2 separate regions of the Homo sapiens genome follow, and region 1 is linked to region 2. Evidence: read pairs that join two places in POLR2A ChIA-PET (ENCODE). Cell type or tissue: Panc1. All regions are shown on one strand. Links, peaks and the distances in the headings refer to the core of each region. The heading gives the core; the rest is flanking DNA.

Region 1 (2,876 bases), core at 377-2,876, 94 kb before region 2:
CTGCCTTGGCCTCCCAAAGTGCTGGGATTACAGGCATGAGTCACCATGCCCCACTAGGGAGCTTTCTACTGCAGGAGATCTAGACTTATTTTGAACAAAATCATCATAAAACTTTAACTTCTAACAACACACTGTAAGTCAGAAAAATATTTGATGTTAAATATTTAAAAACACATTTCTTAGTTACCTGTTTTGGTTGCCTTTCTAAAACTTGAGCTTTTAACCAGGTTTCGACTTCTTCAATTTTCTTTTTATGCACAGCAAGTTCATGCTACAACAAAAATTTCAAATTTAAAACAAAACTTCTTAACTGAAGATTTTTTGGTACATCAGCACATATGAACCTAAGCATTATTAACGAAAAGAAGTAGCAAATCAGTAACAATCTATATAATAAAATGATCCTTTTGATTATACTTGAATTTTTATACTATTATGGAAAAATTATATTCTTAAGTTGATACCTCTGTATGATAATTTTGGCAAGTTTGCAGTTATAACATTTTTTAAAATTCAGAAATACATTTTGAGAAGACAGTAGAGAGGAGTATTACATTTAGTACAAAAATTTTTAAAAAGATCAATTCTATGTTGGGATTAAATTAAATCTAAGACAACTAATCATACAACTTTAGAATAACTATTGAGAAAAATCTAAGCCTTGGAAAATAAAAAAATCCAGAATTTTTTCTAACACTTAGAAAGATTCTTATGAGTAAAAAATCTGAAAATGTAAATCCCTCTGCTTCCCATCTACCCTTATGCACCCTGAAATTAAATTATGTAGATATGTCTGCATGCTTTTCAGTACCTGAGTTTCTGGTTTATATTTATCCACCCATGGTTCATTTTCAGACAGATATTCTTTTGAATTTTCTAAACCATAAATCTGTTCTAAGGAAGATAGATTTCCTCTTTTTCTCGCTGGAAATCTGCTGCTTTCTAATGTAGAAGGCCCATTTTTTCTTCTATGACTTGAGTTATTCACACCTAATGATGTGGCAGTAATAGTAGAGACGCCACTACACTCTAGAAAATCATCAAATGATGGGTCAACCCAGTCTGTTACCTGAAAAAAAAAGAAATCATGTAAATATAATCACATTTTCTCCCATCTATTCCCCCAAATAACTGAACTACTCTGGAAACAACATATTCATATATTTATAACCTTTAAAACTTAAAAAAAAAAAAAAAAAAAAAAAAAAAAAATTTTTTTGAGACCGGGTCTCACTCTGTCACCCAGGCTGGACTGCAGTGGTATAATCTCAGCTCAAGCAATCCTCCAGCCTCAGCCTCTTGAGTAACTGGGACTACAGGCATGCACCACCATGCCCAACTAATTTTTTTGTATTTTTTGTAGAGATGGGTTTTTGCCATGTTGCCCAGGCTGGTCTCAAACAATTCTTGGGCTCAAGTGATCCTCTCACATCAGCCTCCCAAAGAGCTGGGATTAAAGGTATAAGCCACCATACCCGGCCTAAAAATCTTACAAATTAACTCTTTTTAAATAAAACTCTGTCTGTAATAGTTGTTTTTCTACTTTACAGTAAGTGCAAGTGCATACTTGTCTACTTGACCTTAAAGGAGTAAAGAACACAAACTTATTTTTATTAATTGTAACCTTCCCAGCATAAACACTAGAATGATTTTTTTAAACTCTCTGTAGGATTGAAACATAAATATTAAAATTACCTATTAAAAAAAGCAAAACAAAATAAACAAATGATAATATTTTAACAGAAACAGCAATAAGAGTAATATATCTGCCTTGGCCAGGTTAATACATTCACAAACTAAGAACCATTTCATACATCCAAATAATCCGTATCAGCTTGAAGACTTAGTGAAGATATAGGCCAAAGATCATAACGTAATCTGTAATTATGACTGGATTATATTTTTCTTCAGTGTATGAAGCAACTAATATTTTTATAATTGAGGCAGGCTTTCCAGAGGGGGAACTGTCACTCAGAAATGCCTGGGAATGGTTGGGTGTGGTAGCTCACACCTATAATTCCAGCACATTCAGAGGCAGAGGCAGTAGGATTGCTGAGCCCAGGAGTTTGAGAACAGCTAGCATAACATAGGGAGACCCCAACTCTACAAAAAATAAAAAATTAGCCAGGCATGGTGGCGCACGCCTGTATTCCCAGCTACTTGGGGGGCTAAGGTGGGAGAATCACTTGAGCGCGGGAGGTCAAGGTTGCAGTGAACCATGATCACCCCACTGCACTCCAGCCCGGGCAACAGAGTGAGACCCTGTCTCAAAAAAAAAATTTTGCTAATAATTAGAAATTATTAGCTAATAATTACAAATAATTAGAAATTAGAAATTTTTACTAGATTTTTTAACACTCTAATAGCATAAATCTAGAAAAATATAGCTTCAGATCTGGTTGTAGAATCTACTGCCTGGCTAACAAAAAGAAACCAAGTTATATATTTCTTTCAAGAATACTCAGCCACAGTTGAGCTATTTATTAGACAATGTTCCTCTCTTGAAGAAAATGAACCAGAAGTTGGAGCTGAAAGTAGGCTTAGGGGAGACAATTTGGGGCTTATAAATACTTTACGAATGCTAAGTCACACTTCACTCTTCTTTTAAGACAGAGTTAGGAATATTATCGGCAGTGGATTAAAAAAGGAAGACCACTGGAAAAAATTTTAGTCATAGCTACCTGATTCATTTCGTCCTCATCAAAAGATTGTGACTGGTACTATAATCTTGGCCCCTTTCCTCTATATTTTTGAGAGTATGAAAATATCTTTCATTATAGTAAAACTTTCGACAGCAATTCTGATTTGCAAATTATTTATACATTTTATAGTTTCATTTCTTACATAAATGTGGACTCCCATATACTGAAAAAAAG
Region 2 (2,918 bases), core at 292-2,791:
TAATCATGTCCTGGGTGGTCCTCTGCACAGGTGCAGTAGCTGTTAATGCTTGTTCATACACCACATGTCTCAGTAGCATCTTAAATTTCCACCTAGAGGTGTGTTTTTTATTATTATCATGTGCAAAGGATCAGTTTGAGGACAGGTAAAATCAAAATGTGTATGCTCTCTAGAAGGGAAAGTCCCTACTGAAGATAGCTTTGCTTAAATGAGCTCAATTACAATGTGAATGCTGAGGTTTATTGTGTTGGCTGTATGGTCATGAGAAAATGGTCATTTCCTTGACTACCTGATACGGTTTGGCTGTGTCCCCACCCAAGTCTTATTTTGAATTGTAATCCCCATAATTCCCACATGTTGAAGGAGGGACTTGGTGGTAGGTGACTGGATCATGGGGGTGGTATCCCCCATGCTGTTCTCATGATTGTGAGTTCTCACGAGATCCAATGGTTTTATACATGGTAGTCTCTCCTGCTGCCATGTAAAACATGCCTGCTTCCCCTTCTGCCAGGATTGTAAGTTTCCTGAGGCCTGCCCAGCCATGTGGAGCTATGAGTCAATTAAACCTCTTTCCTTTATAAATTACTGAGTCTTGGGTAGTATTCTTTATAGCAGTTTGAGAACGGAATAATACACTCCTATCCTGCCTCACGTGTTAGACACATTTTGAGTGTCCTCAGATCCCTTTGGCGCTATTATCTCCTGGACTCTTAGCTGCTTGGCTGCTTCTCCCTTGGCAGCTCCCTGTCTACACACACACACGAGGAAGTCAGACAGATTTGAAGCACGAGTGGGTTTGATGCACTGCTGCTGTCCTGTGGTGAGTGCCACAGGACAAAGGCATGGAAGTTTCCTTAAGAAGCTGAGAGAGGCCCTGGGCTAACAGTCAAAAGGGAAATGGGGGCAATGGAGCACAAGAATTGCAACTATAAGAACTGCATGAGCGGCCGGGCACGGTGGCTCACGCCTGTAATCCCAGCACTTTGGGAGGCCAAGGTGGGCGGATCACGAGGTCAGGAGATAGAGACCATCCTGGCTAACACAGTGAAACCCCGTCTCTACTAAAAATACAAAATATTAGCTGGGCGTGGTGGCGGGCACCTGTAGTCCCAGCTACTCGGGAGGCTGAGGCAGGAGAATGGGTGAACCCAGTGGGCGGAGGTTGCAGTGAGCCGAGATCGTGCCACTGCACTCCAGCCTGGGCGACAGAGCAAGACTCCATCTCCAAAAAAAAAAAAAAAACAAACCTGCATGAGCTTGGTAGCAGATTCTTTCCAGGGGCCTCCAAATAAAACTAGTTTGACTAACACCTTGATTTTGGCCTTGTGAGACCCTAAGCAGAAAACACAGCTGAGCCAGATATATGGCCTACAGAACTGTGAGCTAATACATTTGTGTTACTTTAATTAGCTGGGCATGGTGGTACACATTTGTAATCCCAGCTACTTGGGAGGCTAAGGTAGGAGGATCACCTGAACCCCAGGATGCAGAGGTTACAGTGAGCTGAGATTGCACCACTGCACTCCAGCCTGGGCAACAGAGCAAGACTCTGTCTCATTAAAAAAAAAAAAAAAATTAACCAGGCATGGTGGTATGCACCTGTAGTCCCAGCTACTGGGGACAGAGGTGGAAGGATGGCTTGAGCCCAGGAGTTCGAAGCTGCAGTGAGCCATGATTGCACTACTACACTCCAACCTGGGCAACAGAGACTATCTCACAAAAAAAAAAAAAAAAAAAGGAGAGAGAGATTCTATCAATTTATATACAATTTTGAGACCCAAAACAATGCTGTACATTGTTATGCATCTCACTACATGCACTCTTACAGAATACTAGCATAAAATCATGGAAAGATACACACCAATTTCATAGAGTCATTTCCCTCTGGGGAAAGTGAAAAGGAAAAAATAGAAATAAAGTGAAGTATTGGCTGGGCGCGGTGGCTCACACCTGTAATCCCAGCACTTTGGGAGGTCAAGGCAGGTGGATGAAAAGGTCAGGAGTTCGAGACCAGCCTGGCCAATATGGTGAAACCCCATCTCTACTAAAAATACAAAAAAAAAAAAAATTAGCCAGGCGTGGTGGCACATACCTGTAACCCCAGCTACTTGGGAGGCTGAGGCAGGAGAACTGCTTGAATCCAGGAGGTGGAGGTTGCAGTGAGCCAAGATCGCACCACTGCACTCCAGCCTGGGTGACAGAGCGAGACTCCATCTCAAAAAAAAATAAAATAAAGTGAATTTTTAAGAGGGAACCTCTGGCCAGGTGTAGTGGCTCATGCCTGTAATCCCAGCACTTTGGGAAGCCGAGGTGGGCAGATCACTTCAGGTCAGGAATTAGAGGCCAGCCTGGCCAACATGGTGAAATCCTGTCTCTACTAAAAATATAAAAAAAATTAGGCAGGTGTAGTGGTGCGTGCCCATAATCCCAGCTGCTCAGGAGGCTGAAGCAAGTGAATCACTTGAAGGCAGAGTTTGCAGTGAGCTGGGATTGTGCCCCTGCACTCCAACCTGAGTGACAGAGTGAGACTTTGTCCCCCGCCTCAGAAAAAAGGTTGGGGGGAATCTCAATTTTATCTGTAATGTTTTCTTTTTTTAGTACATTCCGTATATTAATATTTGTTAAGTTTGGGTAGTATTTACTACACCACTACTACATTTTTTTTTTTTTTGAGACTGTGTCTTGCCCTGTCACCCAGGCTGGAGTACAGTGGCGCCATCTTGGCTCACTGCAAGCTCTGCCTCCCGGGTTCTCGCCATTCTCCTGCCTCAGCCTCCTGAGTAGCTGGGACTACAGGCGCCCACCACCACGCCCAGCTAATTTTTTTTGTATTTTTAGTAGAGACGGGGTTTCACCGTGTTAGCCAGGATGGTCTCGATCTCCTGACCTGTGATCCGCCCGCCTCGGCCTCCCAAAGT

Evidence for each region. ChIA-PET counts read pairs that join two places held together with the same protein. Peaks named below come from ENCODE experiments on the same cell type or tissue, not always from the same donor. Only the 100,000 strongest peaks of a DNase experiment are listed, where the experiment ranks them.
Region 1: POLR2A ChIA-PET joins it to region 2 with 8 read pairs; 8 of 35 experiments call an interaction of 5 or more read pairs at or near these places.

What each region holds. Positions count from the first base shown.
Region 1 is chr5:69,372,023-69,374,898 of GRCh38, reverse strand. RAD17 (RAD17 checkpoint clamp loader component) reads right to left here. Exons shown (of 19, transcript NM_133338.3): 4 at 2,682-2,865; 5 at 812-1,069; 6 at 188-271. The coding sequence starts at 2,690. Among named protein-coding and RNA genes, the nearest start is that of RAD17, 3.6 kb to the right of the region's middle. In Panc1, for the core only: no CTCF peak of the experiment used is centred there; no DNase peak of the experiment used is centred there; H3K4me3 peaks cover 72 bases; H3K27ac peaks cover 581 bases.
Region 2 is chr5:69,277,523-69,280,440 of GRCh38, reverse strand. CCDC125 (coiled-coil domain containing 125) reads left to right here. Exons shown (of 12, transcript NM_176816.5): 12 at 1-266. Among named protein-coding and RNA genes, the nearest start is that of CDK7, 44 kb to the right of the region's middle. In Panc1, for the core only: no CTCF peak of the experiment used is centred there; no DNase peak of the experiment used is centred there.